Linked DNA regions of Mus musculus: region 1 is linked to region 2. A link is a loop called in an ENCODE intact Hi-C map of the cell type or tissue named here. Cell type or tissue: gastrocnemius. All regions are shown on one strand. Links, peaks and the distances in the headings refer to the core of each region. The heading gives the core; the rest is flanking DNA.

Region 1 (12,944 bases), core at 2,855-7,854, 64 kb after region 2:
CTGCACTGGGACAAAACATTACGGTGGCATGAGTGTGAGTGTGTATGTATGTATATATGTGTGTGTGTATGAGTGTATATGTATGTATATGATGTGTATGTCTGTGAGTGTGTGAAAGTGTGTATATGTATGTGATGTGTATGTATTTATGTGGGTATGAGTGTATATGTATTTGTGTGATGTGTGCAGTGTATATGTGTGTGATGTTTACGTATGTGTATGTGTGTATGTGAGTGGGACCGTGAAAGGTAGCTTGGTCCATGGTAGAGCTAAGGCTTGAAGCCTCTGAAACCCTGAAGGGACAGTAGGCGCTTCAGCTGTTCTTGGGTATCAGGCCCCTGTCACTAGCTGCAGCATCCCCCCCAATAGATTTGTGGCTATCAGTCACATAAGGGCAACGCCCCAAGCCCTTCCACATGTAGAAGATGTGACCTGTGGTCATATAGGTTCAAGACATATCTCCATTTTAATGAGGTACCTAGAAGCCTGAAGGACTTAGCCAATAAGCTTTCCTTCCCAGATTCTCCTCCCTGCAAAAGGTATTTAACCTCAGGCCCGCCCTGAGAAGTGGGTATGGTTTTATACATCTACTTTCCGTCATGACAATAAATGACTTAAAACCATGGTCTGCCTCTTTTCATTGGGATATGCAGTGGGGAGCCATGGAGAAGGCCTTTGGCTATAGAGCTGCCATCTAGTCTACTGTAGAAGGCCTCTCTGTGCTCCCAGCCATGGCTGCCCCCAAGCGCAAGCCCAAGCCTGCAGCTGCCTTCAAGCCAAGGACTCCCCTGCAGGACCAGCTCGAGCTTGATTCTCCCCCCCCCCACGTGTCTTCCCCCTGGCCCTGGGCTAGAACCAGCCCGCAGGCCCCCACTCTGTTCTCAGGTCTTCCATGTCTTCCAGCTCCACCTGGATGTCTAAGAGCCTGAGAACCAGATGGCCTCAGCCTCTTTGCAGGCCTGGGGACCCCCAAACCAGTTCTAGCCACAGACTGTGCTTCCCCACCTCTGGAGCAATATTCTGGGGCTTCTCTACAGCCCAACACCCACCCAGCCTGGGGTAAGTGTGGTCAAGGTCAACTCCCATGTCCAAGTGGCCAAGCCCTGTGGCAGAGCAGATGCGGGACCCATAACCCTACGTGTGTGTGTGTGTGTGTGTGTGTGTGTGTGTGTGTGTGTGTGTGTATGGGCATAGGAATGTTTGCTCCCATTCTGTCTGAAATCTGCCTCAAACCTTGCTCCTGACACTTGCACTTCCCCTGACCCCCTATCACTGGGGAACTGTCAAACTCAGAGCAACCTTGGAGCCTCTCATGGGATGGTGGCATCCCCATTAGGCCATCACCAACTTCACAGACCCAACTCCTGCTTCTCCTGGACTGTGTGTGAATGAAATAACCTGCTTTGGCAAAGACAAATAGGTGTGCCCAGGACCATCACTTACAAGAGTGGCTGCCATCTTTACCAGCATCGAACAGTTTCCTTCTGCCTAGAAGCTTGTTTCTGGAGAAGATGGTACCCAAGGGTAGACTGCTGGCTCTGTGAGCTTCGGCCTCATCCCTTCCTTAGAAACCTGCCTGGTGAGAGTTTCCAAAAACATGGCTCCCTCCTCCTCTGGGCTCTCTGATGGTGGATAAAGCCTAGTGTTGATGGGGCAGGGTGAGGGTGGGTGTGTCAGGAAGCCCCCAGTTCAGCAATATCTCAAAACCTCTGACCTTGAGAGGCTTTGTCATGTTGGTCTCATAGATGGTATAGACACCGCTGGTATTAACCCCGGAGCGCTTGATCTCTGCACAGTCCTGGAACACTGGCTTAGGTGTCTTTAAGGAAACTGCAACAGGACAAATCGAATGTCAGCTGGGAGGCCAGGCAGGCATGGCATTACACATCCATAATGCCAACAACTCTATAGCAGAGGTAGGAAGATCTTGAATTCACGACCTACCTGGACCATAAGATCTTGTTTGAAAAATAAAGGAAGAATGGGAAGAGAAAGGGGAAGGAGGAAGAGAGAGAGAGAGAGAGAGAGAGAGAGAGAGAGAGAGAGAGAGAGAGAGAGAGAGAGAAAAGAAAGCATCTGCAGGAAGTTAGCAATGGAGTGTATGAGACAGGAGGTTGGACCCAACTAAAATGTGAATGTGTTAATGTGTAGATGAAAATGTGAATGAGAATGTAAATTTGTATGAATGTATATGTGCCTGTGCATATCTGCCTGTATAACTCATCTTGATTCTTTTCCAGTTCTTCCTCTCTGGTTCATAAAGAGTTAACCATCCTAGCCAGAGAGGCTTCTGACTGCCTGGACAGAGAATAGAGCAATAGCGATTAAGTTTTTACTTAATTCCCTACTGCTAGGCAACTGGTGTTAGTTGCCCAAGCCAGTGGTTTTTAACATAGAATAAGCAATTAGGTTTTTAGGATTTTACCACTCTGGAAATCAGTCTGGCGGTTCCTCAGAAAATTGGACATAGTACTACCGGAGGATCCCGCAATACCTCTCCTGGGCATATATCCAGAAGATGTTCCAACTGGTAAGAAGGACACATGCTCCACTATGTTCATAGCAGTCTTATTTATAATAGCCAGAAGCTGGAAAGAACCCAGATGCCCCTCAACAGAGGAATGGATACAGAAAATGTGGTACATTTACACAATGGAGTACTACTCAGCTATTAAAAAGAATGAATTTATGAAATTCCTAGGCAAATGGATGGACCTGGAGGGCATCATCCTGAGTGAGGTAACCCAATCACAAAAAAACTCGCACAATATGTACTCACTGATAAGTGGATATTAGCCCAGAAATTTAGAATACCCAAGATATAAGATACAATTTGCTAAACGCATGAAACTCAAGAAGAACAAAGACCAAAGTGTGGACACTTTGCCCCTTCTTAGAATTGGGAACAAAACACCCATGGAAGGAGTTACAGAGACAAAGTTTGGAGCTGAGACAAAAGGATTGACCATCTAGAGACTGCCATATCCGGGGATCCATCCCATAATCAGCTTCCAAACGCTGACACCATTGCATACACTAGAAAGTTTTGCTGAAAGGACCCAGATATGGCTGTCTCTTGTGAGACTATGCTGGGGCCTGGCAAACACAGAAGTGGATGCTCACAGTCAGCTATTGGATGGATCACAGGGCTCCCAATGGAGGAGCTAGAGAAAGTAGCCAAGGAGCTAAAGGGATCTGCAACCCTATAGGTGGAACAACAATATGAACTAATCAATACCCCCCCCCCCTAGCTCGTGTCTCTAGCTGCATATGAATCAGAAGATGGCCTAGTCAGCCATCAGTGGAAAGAGAGGCCCATTGGTTGTGCAAACTTTATATGCCCCAGTACAGGGGAATGCCAGGGCCAAGAAGTGGTAGTGGGTGGGTAGGGGGTGGGTGGGGAGCATGTGGGGGAATTTTGGGATAGCATTGGAAATGTAAATGAAATAAATACCCAATTAAAAATTAGTTTTATTACATTCTTTTTCTTCTTTTTTTAATATTTATTAGGTATTTTCTTCATTTACATTTCAAATGCTATCCCAAAAGTACCCCATACCTTCTCCCCCCGCCACACTCCCATACCCACCCACTCCCACTTCTTGGCCCTGGTGTTGCCCTGTTTTTTTTGTTTTTTGTTTTTTTTTTTTAGAAGTTATCAGCGAGCATTCAGTATAGTTAGAGAGCTAGAAGGCCAGAGACCATCAGTCTTTAAAGCTACCTCTAAGTCAGATGCTGTGTCTTGCTTCAAACCATTCCAGGCCAGGCTGGCTCCCGGAAAATGTCAAAACAGGCAATCCAGAGCTGGGCTGCTAGGCTCCAGCACATGGAGACACTTCCCATGTCCCAGGGCAGAAACTGAAGCTCGGGATGAGGACTGACCCAAGGGCTTCCAGCCTTCCCTTCCTGGAGTATCTTTCAGAGGGGACCTGGGCTTTCTTGTGCCCCTCTGATATACTGGCTCTCCTGCAGCCCCAGTTAGAGACCCCTCATCCTGTCCTCCTAGAAGCTGACCACTGGCCTTCAAGGGCCCATATACATTTCCTAAGCAAGGTGTTCTTGAGACTAGGAGACTGGAATCTTCCATGACTCCAATAGATACAGGGAGTTAAAAATCCTGTCTAGCCTGCTTAGTAGGCTTGGCATGGGATTTTACTAAAACCCAACCTTTCTGAGAGGCAGGTACCTAAAGATGGAGCTCGAATAGTGGAGGAATGGTTATTAATACAACAAATAAACAAACAAACAACCCAACAGGATGCTACTAGGGATGAGACTTCCGGCTTGGGCCTTACACCTGGATGGTGGCTCCCAGATCCTGGCACTGGAAGACATGTTTGAAGGGGGTTGCTCCATATCACAAATGAAGTGTCTAGAATGTTTCCTGGGCAGGAGTCTCTAGTGGCAGCATGGCAGCTGTCCTCAGATCCCTACAGCCACAGGGAAAGAGAGGCCAGCAAATTCGAGTAACATTATGGCTTAGAGGTAATCAGAGGCAGGTTACACTGTACTTAACGAACCAGGGCAGGGCTGGGAGCTGGCCTGGGGTTTCTTTCTAGCTACTCTCTCTGAGGCTATGTCTACAGCCCATTTCCTCAGTGAACAATAGCAACAGCCATAAAAGTCCAATAAAGATGCTTTTACCTGGGACTATTGTGTTGGAGGGTTTCCTAGGAGCCAGGTTCTGTTGGGAGCATCTTGGGCTCAGGAAAAAGGGTTCAGAGGACAGCATTAAAAATACAACTGGACTGATATAGGCAATGAAGTGGTGCAGTGGAATGTGTGTCCTGGATCCTCATCTATCCAGTTTCCCCCACTCTGCTTACTCCACAGGCTAGCCCTTCTCCTCTCCACCCTTCCCTGGAGTTGGATATCTCATTTGAACACAGGGAGGCTGGGCAAATGGACCACTGTATGTACGCTGCTTTTACACAGTGCACAACTGAGCCTGTGTCCCTATTCTCACTGCATGACTGCAGAGTAGCCATGCTGGCTCTTCACTGGGCTTCAGCATGCCCTGTCCCACCCTCTGCTCAATTCGCATTCACCAGTCTTCATGGGTTTTCCATCTGTTAACAGGGGGCAAGAACAACTATCAAAAGTCTTTTCCTGGTGCCAGTCAGGCAAGTGTTTGGACAGAGAGTGATCCATCAGGTGCTTGACACAACCTCCCACTGGACTTAGGGAACAGTTATTCAGCCTCAGGGGGAGGAGACAGGAGAGCTATGGACCTGCAAGGAGAGGCCTCAGCCCAGGTCCTGTCCTTGCCTGTGAGAGACCCACACACACATGGGACTCATTCAGATCGTCCTGCTGCCAGGGCTGTGCACAAGCCCGTAATGGCTTCTGGTCACTGCATATCCTGCGGCTTAGAACCTCCCCCACTCATGGCTTCCCTAGCCTGCTGGACTTAGGGTGAACTCATGGAGGGCTCCTCTGCACCAGTTCCCTATCAGCCTGGAACCCCTTCACCTGATTGAAGCTGGGTAGCTTACAGAGGCCCAGCCTCCCCCAAGGTGGTTGCAGATTGTTCTACAGCAGGAGCCCCTTTGGTTTCTCACCCACAAAGCTACCCTCCACTCCATACCAGTCTGTGCTTTCTAAAAGAGATCCTATCCCATCCAGCCTCTCTTGCGCCCCCTGCTGGCCTTTGGTTGAAGTGCCCTCTTCGCGGCTCATCCCCTTAGCATGCTTAGCTGAAGGCAGAAAGCTAAGTAAGTAAGCGTGCCTGGCAGACAGTGGGCCCTTTCCTTCTCCTTCCCACTGAGACCTGACAAACAGTAAGGAATTTTGAAGGGGATAGGAACCATGGCAGCTGTGTGCTGCTGAGTGTCTGCCTCTCAAGCCCCTGCCTGGCACACAGTGGGTGCTCAATAAACGCTTGGTGGTTAAGTGGCTGCAGAGAGAACCAGGCGTGCTAAAGAGGCTGTGCATGGGTCTCCTTTCTATGGTAGGCTGGGGATGCCACATTTCTTCCCACTTCCATGTGGCTCTGTAAGCCTTGCAGGAACATCAAGAAGGGAGGTCCAGGCACTTGTGTCCAACTCTTCCATTCTTTGGGGGAAACAGGCCCAGGGAGATGTGTAGCAAGCTAAGCTGAATAACTGGGTATGGCGGCACATGCTTTTAATCTGAGCACTTGGAAGACAAAGGCAGGTATGACTCTGAGTTTGAGGCCAGTCCACTCTACATAACAAGTTCCAGGTTAGAACTATATGGTAAGACCTGTTTTTGTTTTTTGTTTGTTTGTTTGCTTGCTTGTTTTTGTTTTGTAAAAAAAAAAGAGAGATGTGACACAGACTTGTCAGTGTAGGCTGTGGTCGCCTGTGTTGTTATCGCCACCTCCAATCAACAGATAGGGAAACTGAGGCCAGGTGTAGAACAGAGGCATGGCTAAGATCTCCCAGGAGACGAGGGCAGAGTCTGAGTTGGATACTGTTAGGGGCTGCTGTGGCCAGTATAATCACTGTTCATTGAGTTTCTCTTTTGCAAATGGTAGGAGAGAGCTGGCCTTTCCCACAATGGGTCCCTGGACCGCAATGGCTGAGGAGGCTACACAAGGTCTCCCTTCCATCTTTGGCTCTCCACCCCAGCCCATGCTTACTCCCTCCTGCTCACCCGGATGCTGGTCCTGGGCTACAATCCGTACCAGGCGCTGTACAAACTCCGTCAGTTGCTGCTGCTGCTGCTGCAGGGAGCTGGAATTGCTGCTGAGAGCGTGCAGATTGTGCTTCAGGTTAGCCAGGGTCCCGGTCTGATGGCCCAGGAGACTGTGCAGTTGTTCCCTCTTCTCTTGGAGGCTGTTAAGCTGGGCCTGATGTTGTGCTTCCAGTGCCTGCAGCCTGGTCTCCAGGGCCCTGCCAGGTGGACACATAGGGGTGAGCCTATGGTCTCCACTCCGAGCATTCACCTCCCCCCCAGCTTCGGTGGGTGGGGCTGAATATGACAGTTGCAGATACTGTGCAGAGGCTCAGAGACTCTCAGTGCCTGGCTCAGGGTCACACAGTCTGTTAGTCTGTGTCCACTGTAGCTCAGATCAAGGGGTGGGGGGAGGGGGGAAGACTATGGAGTCACATGAATAGAAGTGTGCGAAGGGATGAGGTCAGGGTGGAAGGACCCAGCAACAAGCCAGGAGCCAGGGGCACAAGCCCAGAAGGGATGTCTTTTGACCTTGTGTGTCCCACCCCAAAGGAGATAGTCTCTATGGAGTGTGGGCATGATACTGCTTATACGTGAGAAAGGAGAAGCATCATAGATGCCCAACAGCCAGGACTGGTGGGTCTGTTCTGTTGTGGTGTTCCCAGGACTGTGCTATAGCCATGGGGGAAGGGGATGAAGGCACTGGCAAAGAGTTAGGAAGGGGAGGTGGGGACCCACCCGCAGAGCCTCTGGTGGAACCTCAAATGTGGGAGACAAAAAAGAGAGGAAAAAGAGAGGAATGCAAGGCAGTATGGGGGTGCTGGGAACAGACAGACAGATGTGAAAAGATGCTATGTGTCTCAGTGTGGGCGAGCGGAAGGAAGGAGAACCCTGACTGGGATGGACTTTTATGGAAATAGAACAGGTACAGGAGACAGGCTTGCACTTGTGGTGTTTTCTTTATCTGCTTGCAGTACTAGGGGTGTGACACAGGCAAGTGTTCTGAGTGCCTTTATACCACACAGCCGAATTGGGGAAATAAGCACATGGTGTATTCTGGTATAAAAAGCAGAGTGATTAAGAAAAGAAAGCTTTCCACTCAGCCCCTCCTCTTCAGGCATTTTTCTTTTGTCTGTGGGAGAAGAAATGTGAAAGCACTGGGCAGTGGTGGCGCACACCTTTAATCCCAGCACTTGGGAGGCAGAGGCAGGTCGATTTCTGAGTTCAAGGCCAGCCTGGTCTACAGAATGAGTTCCAGGACAGCCAGGGCTAATCAGAGAAACCCTGTCTCGAAAAGCCAAAACCCAATGCAGCCCCCAAAACCCAAACAAACAAACAAACAAAACAAAACAAACAATCAAACAAACATGGAAGCATTGGTAGATTAGTACAAAGCCAGAAATGACCTTAATGTCCATTGACTAGGGCCTGAGAAATAGACACTGGGGAACTCTGGGAAGTTGGAGAAAGGATTAAATTGAGTGGTCACACACTGCAATTGGAGTGTGTAACCACTCAATTGCAGAAACAAGCTGTGGGCGTTGGCATCATATTTCCCTGCCTTGTCTCTACCCCAGGGCTGTTTTTGTGTGTTTGTTTTCCCCCAGGTGTCCCCAGAGCTTACTTGTAGAGAACACCAGACTGACCATGAGGACAGATGCTGGGAACTGCTTTCTTCGGGAAGGGTTACTTCAGGCTTGTGTGCTTACAGTTACAGAAACCAGTCAAAGTTCACAATGTGGAGAGCAGAACGTGAAAATCGTATCTTAATAAAGTAACAAGAATTAAAAGTGGAAAGAGAGATGGGTGTGGTGGCACAAACCTATCATCCCAGTACCAGAGGCTGAGGCAGGAGGATAGAAAGTTTGAAGCCAGCTGGGTTACATAGAAAGAACCTGTCTCAAGAAGAACAGAACTGACAAACTGAGTCCCCCCAAAGGCCAACAACAAAACTCCAAATAAGGGGCAATATGTATGCACATGTGTGTATGTGTGCATACATATGTGTGTGTACTTGTATGCATGTGTGTGCATGCATGTGAGTGTTCATGCGTACTTCTGTGCATGTGTGTATGTGTGTGTGCATGGGTGTGTATGTGTGCATGCATGCATGCATGTGTGTGTGTGTTCATGTGCATGCATGCATACACTACAAAAAAAAAGAAAGGTGGGAAGGAGAAAGACGAAAAGTAAAATACGTGGCCTCTGTCGATACTGAACCGAACGCTGGGAGCCAGGCCTGGAGCTGCCTTGTTTGGACTTTGAGCCTGATTCTGATCCTTATCTAGCTCTAACTTCACCCCAGCTTTGTCCCCAGTCCTAGCTCCATCCTACGGTGTCATTCACCCAGGCCCATCCCGACACTTGGCAGGTCCAGCCTCTCTCTGCAGCTCTAGTCCTGTCCTGGCTTACCTGTTGCGACCCTGCAGCCGCTGCAGCTCTCGGCTCTGCATCAGCATCTGCCGCTCCAGCTTGTTGGTGGACAGTGAGTTCTCCAGCATTTGGGTCTTCATGTGCAATGTCTGGTTTAGGACCTGTCCCAATAAGCAGGAGGTTTGTGGGGATGTGTGCTATGTACACCCAAGGGTCTGCCACTCTTGAAACTTGCCAATCAATTGCCATGGTCTAAAGCTATTAGTTTCCATGGTTATTAGCTTACTATCTTTCATAGGCCCTACATGACTTAGCTGGCTTCTAATTTGTCCTTCCTCACTACCACATTTGCACATCAGTATTAATCTTTTGGCTGTTGGGGTGCAGACCTCACATACAATCCATCAGCCCTATCTTCCAAATGACCCCTAACAGTCCCTTCCCTCCAAGGCCATATGGAATCTGGGCCCCTCCTAGCTAGCTTCAGCTGTCAACTTGACAGCCCAGAGTTATCTGAGAGAGTCCCAGTTAGGAGAATGTTTCTATAAGATTGACCTGTGGGTATGTCTGTGGGGCATTTTCTTGGTTGTTGATACGGGAGGGCTTAGCCCTCCGCAAGTGATGCTACTCCTGGTCCTGAGTTATATAAGAAAGCAAAGTGAGCAAGCCATGGAGAGCAAGCCAGTGTGCAGCATTCCTCCGTGGCTCCTGCCTCTGTTCCTGCTTGAGTGCCTGCCTTGACTTCCTTTAGCGATGGACTGTTACTTGAACGGATAAGTTAAAAAAAAAAACAAAAAACAAAAAACAACCTTCACCTCCCTAGATTTCCTTTAATCATGGCATTTATCACAGTAACAGAATGCCAACTAGCTTCACTGTCTGCTGACTCTAGTGTCCTGCTGGCCTCACAGGGCTCCCTGTTTCTGCCTTATGCACTTCATCCCTTTCCTATAGCAGCAGTCTGAGGGAGGCAGCCTTTTATGCTGTGGCCCCTTTATTCTCTCTTTGCACAAAACCCATATGTGGAAAGCTGATCCTCACTAGGCCCATGACTCAGTTTCTCTCTACTATCTCCCTGCACTTCCATGTCCTTGGAGAAGCCAGGAGGCTCGACCTCCCCCTGCCCCCACCTCCGAGCGTTTATACATGCTGCTTTCCCTGTCTGGTGTGCTCTTCCTAGCAACTTGGCTCATGTCCTAGTAACACTGTGTCCCAGTGTCCTTTTGACCCTGCTGTCTGGACTCATTGCCTCCCATTCTGCCCGTGGACCCAGCAACATACCCTTCTTTCTCTCTGAGTGCCAGGTCCCTGGCATGGTCACTGAGTAACATACAGGGGTTGTGTGTCCTGCTTGCCTTCTTGGTGAGTTCCAGGGCAATAGGGTACCTTGATTGATTTGCTTACTGCACTGAACTGGAGCCAGGGTTTGGCAGAGTGTCTGGCACACAGGAGGGATTGTTCCTTCCTTGTCCCCCACTCCTGCTCTCCCTCTTGGCTGCCCTGCTTGGCCTGCTGCTTGGATGGTCTCTTTATCACCCAGTTCTCCCAGTGCACTCTAACCCCTGGGGCAGGGGCTTTGTCAGTGATGCCTCTGCCCAGTGCCCCGACCTCACCAGGACAGTGACAGGAAAAGATGGGAAGCCTGGGGGATCAGCCTGGCCTTCTGATGGCTCTCCTGTTACCTGTGCCTCCACAGCAGTCAGCTTGTGGGTCTGAGCTTTGGTCTGGTTCATGAGGTTGGCACCCAGTGCCAGCATGGTAGTTGTCTGGTTCTGGATTGTGTCCTGCTGGGCCTGCACCAGGTGTGACCTCAAGTTCACCTTGATGGACTGCTCCAGCTGTAGGGGAACAGAGGGCTACAGTGAAATGGCAGGGGCTGGGGGATGAAGCCTCCTGTGGCTCCTTCCCATGAAGCTCCATGACAGACCACAGATCAGCAGCTAGAGGTGGTTACCTGGCTGAGAATGTACCACGTCGGGCCACTGATCCCCTCTCCTAGGGTTCCCTCACTGGCCTCTCTCTCTTCATTCTTGCTCCAAACAGCATGTCCCTGGCTGGATAGCCAGAGGATCCCATTGAAACTAGGTAAGCCCTCTTTTGCTCTGTGCTAACCCTGGGTTCCCAATCTCACAAGAAAAGCTGAAAATATTGACTTGTAGGGTCCTCTAAGGGTAGCCCACTCCTCCCTTCATCATTCCGCTCCAGAGGCCACACCCCCACACTTCCCTCCTATACAAGCACACACCCATCTTAGGGCCTTTGGCCATGCTATACCCCGGTACTCTCTCCAGAACCATCTCCCCACCTACATGGCTCACTCCCTCATGTCTGTTCACTGGTCTCACACATTTTTTATTCCCTGGGTTTATGCCACGCATCTCTTTTTATCTCTCTTACCCTCCAGAGTGTCGATTACGTGAAGCCAGGGATGCAACCTTGCTCAGTATTTCATCTCTACATCTACCACAGCACCAGGTATTCAGGGAGAGCTCAATAATTGTGTTCAAGGAATTGATGGGGAGAGGGGAGCAACAACGATAAGAGTGTAGCCCTCATGCCCTGCCTTCTCCCCGAGGGGAGTGCTAGCCTGTTGCGGGGTTGCGGGGTGGGCTCATATCTTTCCCTTGTACAGGTTTCCAGGTCTGTCTGCCAAGTTGAACTTTCTCTTAGCCTTGCTGTCTGCCAAACAGCGCTGAGCTCACAGCATCCAAGTGCCCTGGACCCCATGAGCTGGCTCCCTTCTTTTGGCAGGGCTATGTTCTTCCTGAGAGCCCATGGCGCTCCTCTCCTTGGAAGCCAAGAGAAAGTTGGAGAGGTGGACAGTGAGTTCTCAGGCTCAGCCGCTCCTTCGCTGCTCTTGGCTGCACACACTGCTTGGATCCCCCTCCTCTGTCTCTCAGGCCAGAACTCAGGCTTCCATAAGGTTCACTGGAGCCATTCAAAGGGGTCCTTGGAAGGTCAAGGCTCTCAGGGAGGGGTGCATGGCTTGAGGTCATGCTCACTCAGGCTAATTCTTCCTTCGTTTTCCCCCTCCTCTGCCCACCCATCTTTTCCTGCCATGAGGACTTTGGAAGGTGCGTGCTCCATTGCCAAGTCCCAGTGGTGCACTGGAAGAGTGCAGGGATTGCCTACAGGGCCCATGAATCAGCCTCAGTTGGGAGCTGGTTAGAAAGGTGACTTTCCAGAGCTGGCCCAGCACTACTGAATGTGGAACCAGGGGAGAGGCAGCTGCGTGTTCTTTAATAGACCTCCAGCTAAAATCAGCTCCAAGTGGGGCTCACAAGGAAGATGGATGTACCAGTGTGGAGCTTCTTCAGGCCTCTGCACATCACCTTCCTTCTTCCTCTGCATAATCCCTGGGCCTAACCCTTCCTTGCAGCTCCTGGAGAATCTGTGCTCACAAATACATCTAGAAACTAGGACCCCATCCCTGCAGCTGCCTCCCAGTTTCTCTATTCCCAGAGTGTTGGTCCTCATTTGTTGCAGATGGGTCTGTGTTCCCCTTACTGACTAACTGGCCTCATGGCTTCTGGGGGATTCTCCTCTCTCCGTCTCCCATCCTGCAGGAATGCTGGGATTACAGATGTGTGTGACCTGCATCTTGCTTTCTGTGGGTTCTAGGGATCCAAACGCAGGCCCTTATGCTTGTGTGGCCGGTGCTCTATCCGCAGGCTGGTCATTTTGTTATGATCTCCTTGACCTTATAGTTCATATGGACCTATCACCAGCATAGCTGCTGGACATACGCCCAAACTTGCCCTCTTCCTACAACCCGGGCACCACTGAAACCTCCCTCTTGTGGTCCAGTCTTGGTCTCTTTGGCTTCTTGTTCCTTCTTTCCCTAGGTCAGAGGTCCTCAATAGGAGATCAGAGGGTCTGTGAAGAGATCCCAGGAGTCCATGACATTGAGTGAGTGCAAGATGACATTGAAC
Region 2 (5,568 bases), core at 1-5,000:
AGCGGTCACACAGGCCTGTAATTTCAGCTCTCGGGAAGTTGAAGCAGAATCAAAAGCCAGCGTGGACTCCAGAACAAGACACTGCTATGTCTTTCTGAAAACAAAACTAAAGGGCCGTCAAATGGCTCATCAGGTAAAGGCGCCTGCGCCCAGCCTGCCAAACTTGAGTTTGATCACCGGGACCCATATGATGGAAGGAGAAAATCGATTTCCGTAAGTTGCCCTCTGACCCACACACACAGTGTTGCATTTGCCCCCTCCTCCCCTAAATACATGTTCTAGAAAAGACTCTGGTTCATGAAGAAACACAAAAGAACAACTCATCCATAACTGGTACCTGCAAATATGTAGATCCTCGGGCAACTCGAGGTGGGGCTCACGTTCCTTGGAGAACCCCAAAAGTAGAGACCAACCTGTCCCCATCTGGCCAGGTCGCACAAGAAGGAAGGTTCTCGTCACACCACAGGCGCAGTTTCCTGACCGCGCCCTCGAGTAGGAAGTCCAGGCGCGAAGGCGCCGCTGCAGTTCATAAAGCAGCCGCCAGGGGCGCAAAGCCTGCGTCTACAGAGGTGTGTTGGGTGGGGGCAGGGAGGGGTAGTTCTTAGAATTTCACTGCTAAGTGCTCTTACCACCACTCCAGGGTGCGATCGGTGGGTCCTCAAAGCTAAGAGTGAAGAGAAGATGGGAGTGAAGCATGAAATGTGAGTGTGGCTAAAGTGCCAAGAGAGAACAGGGTTAGGGAAGGACTCCAGACCATCCAAGGACCCATTTGCTTCCTTTGCGGGGCGGCAGCACCTCGCAGTTTAAAAGCAGCTGACCACACACTCAAGAATACAGCTCAAGAGTGCGGGGCAGGGAGGGGTTGGTAAATATACACCAGGTAACTTTATTCGTTTGAAAACCATCCTCACGAATATACCCCACAAATTCCTTAGGGATGTATGTGTGAAATTTAGCATCCACAAGAAACATGTAGAAGCATTGATAGTGGGGTGGGGGTGGGGGTACAAGGGCGCAGGAAGGGGGAGGGAAGAAGGAGCAAAGAGGACTTTGGCCTGAACAGATATGTTTTAACCATCTGTGAATATGTAAACCTGTTGATTATTTAAAACCTAAACTTATAACATACTTTAAAAGTAACAAAAATATCCGATGTGGGCTGGAGAGATGGCTCAGCAGTTAAGAGCACTGACTGCTCTTCCAGAGGTCCTGAGTTCAATTCCCAGCAACCACATGGTGGCTCACAACCATCTGTAATGGGGATCCTATGTCCTTTTCTGGTGTGTCTGAAGACAGTGACAGTGTACACACATATATGGAATAAATAAATCTAAAATAATTATATCTGATGCTAATTTATGCTGCACACAGGTTGAGGGAGGTGACAGGTCTCTTTATTCTTCTGTGAAAACTACAATTAGCAGGCATGTCTGCTAAATGTGACTAAATGTAGCTATTGATAGGGCTTGACCCAAAACTGTAAACTTACACGATGAGATTTTAATATTTTTAGTAAGTCTATTGCCCGGTTCTCTGTAGATGACAGTATCAAGTTTCAATGTTAAAAAGTTGGACACACCTGTTTTAGGCATGCTGGGGAGTGGAGGTGGAGGGAATCTCATACATACAGATCATAGGTAAGGGGTTATATGCCCTCTAACCAAGTCTGAGGAATGGGGTGGGGCAGAGAGCCAATCCCGGGTGTGCAGGCAGGGATGGACACTTGTACACACCTTTGCTGCCCAGTAAAAGGCTGGACCCGGGGAGTAAAGGAACGTGGAAATACCCCTCTCTCTGCTGAGACAGAGACTCCCCACTCACAGAGCAGGGCTAGTGCGGGGTTATAAACGGTGGGGGAATACCTGGTAGTACCCTGCGTGGATGCTGCGCAATCCCGCACCACGAGAAGGTGTGAGCAGGTCAAAGTGTTAGTTTGGTTGAGGCCAGGAAGATTAAGAGCAAACTTCACGCTGACTGCTTGCGCGGAGAATTTGAGTGCTTGCAGGTTTGAGAAGTTGTCACCAGGTGGCGCTGGCTGGATGACTTGAGAAGGGCCGTGGAGTTGGTAGAGAAGATCTGGGATGGGCGTTGTCTTCCCCGAATTTCACTGTGTTCTCGGCAGGGAAGGACAGCAGGGACATGTCCCCCAAATAGACCTAAGATCTTCCCTATGGACTGCGTGTCAGACTGACCTTTCCAGAGATGCGTAGGACCCAGGATCCAGCCTTTTACAAACCTCCACAGGCACCGCTCCCTCAGCCTCCTTCATGGCCTGCCTAAAGGTGGCAATCTCCTGGTTCACTGTCTGCTCTCTCCCCCCTTCACTTGAGACTCGGCCCTAGCGATGCTGTTTGCCTGTCCTGTCTCTGCATAGCACCTCACTGCCCCGTCCGGCCGCCAGTATCCTGTTCACTTGCCCCAGGAAGCTGGGTGGCTTCTCTTCCCTCCCTGCCTCAGGCTTCACTCAACTCCTTAATGGCCCCCTTGCGGTTTGCACCATGTGACAAACTTAGTCCCTGGGTCAGGAGCTTTGAATTCTTTGTTCCCTTTCCCTGAGGCAGCTGCATGGCTCCTTCCTCAGCAAATTCAGGTCCCTGCTAACCTCCCCACCCCCAGCAACGAGGCAGGGTTTCTCTGTGTAGCCCTGGCTGTCCTGGAACTCACACTGCAGACCAGGCTGGCCTTGAACTCAGAGATGTGCCCACCTGCCTCTGTCTCCCGAATGCTGGGATTAAAGGTGTGTGTCACTCCCATCCTTGGCTTCTCTGCTCACTCTTGCCTCTAGAAGTGACTGCTTCACTAAAGTAACCCTGTCCCAATGCCTAGCTGGTCAAGGTGCTCTGGAACTTTGTATGTTGCCCTTTATGGTATACTGTGTGTTCATTTGTGCATCCTGTTTAGGGTCTGTCTCCCCACTAGTGTTGGGGAAACAGGGACCATATTTGTTCTGTTCATGGCTGAGGCCTTAGTATTTGACTCATGCTCTGCAGACAACAGTGCCAGGTATGGTAGTGCAAGCTTGTTACCCTAGGACCTGGGAGGTAGACACAGGAGGATCTCCAGTGCAAGGCCAGCCAGTGGTGCATATATCTCCAGAAAACGTGGGCAAGGCACATAGCTCAGAGGCAGAGGTCCTGTCTGGAATGGGCTTGACTCTGGTTTCTCTCTGAGGCACGGGTAGACTCCCACATTCCAAGTCTACAGCACCAGAAGGAACTGTAACATAGCACATGGTTAAAGGGACCAGAGAGATGGCTTAGCCATTGATAAGGCTAGGCTCACAGGTGTTTAAAGTTTGGATTTGGGGATAAAGGAGAGGGAAGAGGTGAGGGTAATTGGGGCTCCTACCTGAGCAGGGCATGGCATCTGGAGTGGCAGTGCAGAGAGACACAACTAAGGAGGAGAAGCCTAGCCTGCTGGTACATAGCCATCCAAGACCACGGGCAGAGTCCTGCCCTTCCCTTCCATGTGCCCAGCCTTTCTGTGTTCTGGCCATCTTTCCTCTGTGAGAGCGTACAACAGCCAGAGAGTGAGAAGGGATCTGGGTGGCCAGGGGACAGGCTGGACCTCAAAGGGGGAGACAGAAGTGTCGGCCTGACACAGAGGTGTGAGTGAGGAAGGAAGGCTGAGCCCTGCAGCAGGACCTCAGCTCACTGTGACATCGCTTGGTCTCTAGGGCGAATAGCTGAGCTGTGCCTTTTTCTTCTTGCTCAGTCTGGTGTGCAGGGACACATGGTTTAGAGCAAGGTCCTCAGAGCACCAGAAGCCATCTCCAGGGAGGAGAATCAGGGGTCCCAGGGGAAGGGGCCACGGACACCGAGATACCCAGGACTGGTGTGTCTGCGCAGAAAGTTTTTCCTACATCCCGCTCTTGTCTCCTCCTACTGAGTTCAGTCATTATCCAGAACCAGCCGTGATGTTTGTGTTTTGGAACATTCTATTTAAATCAACATGCTTAGGTTGTATTGGAATCCTTTCAGTCTTACAGGACACTAGCGACATTAAGGACCACACGGCCATCATGCTGGCCTTCCCAGCACCTGTGTGTCTGTGTTGTCTCTTCCTGAAGCTCTTTCTGCAAGTTAGAAGTGTGGGGACTTTTCCTCACTAGACACCTTAGCCTGCAGCTTTGACACCATAGCCTTGAACAACAGCGGACACACCGATCCCCTGCTGTCCTTCAAGTGTGATTTCTAGTTGACAAGGGCTTTGCAGTAACGGTAAACTTGACACAGTGCACCCCGACAATGGAGCCTGCTCTGATCCTCTCAGGGAGATGCGGTCAGCAGGGTAACCTTAAGCAGTGTGCGAAGGATGCCTTCAAACCCATATCTTAAGATTTGAGGGGCTGGTGAGATGGCTCAGCAGGTAAGAGCACCCGACTGCTCTTCCGAAGGTCCTGAGTTCAAATCCCAGCAACCATATGGTGGCTCACAACCATCCCTAATGAGATCTGACGCCCTCTTCTGGTGTATCTGAAGACAGCTACAGTGTACTTACATATAATAAATAAATAAATCTTTAAAAAAAAAAGATTTGAAAGAGGAGGGAAGTCCACGAAGGAGTCCCTTGGTCTGAGGTGTGGGAGGTGGCCCCTGCCATAGGGGAAAAGGTGACAGTGGCCTCTGAGATTCTTTCTGGGAATGTCCTACAGGCCCTCTGGAGCTGTGAGAGTCTGGAGGGTGTGGGCCTTCCCGTGTTCTGGTTTGTTCAGAAAAGAGGCATTGCAGCCCGGGCCAGGTCATATAGGAAGGCTCAGTGCTCCAGGCCTGAGGCTTTCTGTTCTCACTTTGTTCTGGCCCAGGTAAACCCTCCAGCCTTGGGTGTGGACATGAACATCTGAGGCAGGACAGCTGAGGGTGACAAGCATGGCTAAGCCCAGCACAGTAGGAGTGCAGGCGTTTGCTGAAGGAGCAAATGGTATTTGCATCTCACCTTTTCTTCCGACAAGTCTGCCTCTGGCGTTTGGGTTGGGTTTTTGGCCTTCGCCTCCTCCACAACCCATTGCTTCCCTTATGGCTATCTGTGGAGTACTCCCTGTGTGCTGGGCTGTCTTATAGGCAGGGAAGGGCAGGCTAGACCCCTGCATGGGGTACAGGAAGTTGGGACAAGTAAGAGGACAGGAAGATAAGGGGCCACGGGTGTCATCATCCATTGTGTTAGGATGCACTGAGTTCCCGAGAGTGTTAGGGACTTTACAGCCAACTGTTTAAGTGGAAGGGAAAGAGAGGCCGGGAAGAGACACAGAGGTCGAGGGAAGGTTTAACACTGGGAGCAGATGGTAGACAGGAGCCTGCTGGTGCTCGAGGCTCATAGGAGAGGGCTAGGGATAGTGTTCAGGCAGGATGCAGGAGGGGAGTCTGGGCCAGGGGGCTGAGTAGGCACCTGTGGACTGCAAATCTGAGACAGTATTGCAAAGCCAAGGTCACTTGGGTTTGATTAGCATGTGTCACAAAGTGGTGGTTCAAGTTGAAAGGCCGGAGCTTTGTGTGTGTGGGAGTTGGGGGGGGGGTGTGTGTACAAGGTCTCAGGTGTCTACAAAGGCTCTGTCCCTAGGCCATGAACTTC

The links. A loop is a pair of places that touch in the nucleus more often than their neighbours do. Peaks named below come from ENCODE experiments on the same cell type or tissue, not always from the same donor. Only the 100,000 strongest peaks of a DNase experiment are listed, where the experiment ranks them.
Region 1: it touches region 2 in a loop (7-fold over the local background); 28 of 42 quality-filtered maps call a loop at or near these places.

Annotation. Positions count from the first base shown.
Region 1 is chr2:151,923,293-151,936,236 of GRCm38, reverse strand. It overlaps Angpt4 (angiopoietin 4), which reads right to left. Exons shown (of 9, transcript NM_009641.2): 2 at 10,695-10,850; 3 at 9,052-9,173; 4 at 6,619-6,857; 5 at 1,715-1,830. Among named protein-coding and RNA genes, the nearest start is that of Angpt4, 19 kb to the right of the region's middle. In gastrocnemius, for the core only: a CTCF peak has its summit at 5,643 (motif pointing left); a DNase peak (open chromatin) is centred at 5,643.
Region 2 is chr2:151,991,421-151,996,988 of GRCm38, reverse strand. It overlaps a transcript of Slc52a3 not described here. Among named protein-coding and RNA genes, the nearest start is that of Slc52a3, 5.7 kb to the left of the region's middle. In gastrocnemius, for the core only: CTCF peaks have their summits at 535 and 2,012 (motif pointing right); DNase peaks (open chromatin) are centred at 532, 1,725 and 2,036; H3K4me3 peaks cover 859 bases; H3K27ac peaks cover 932 bases.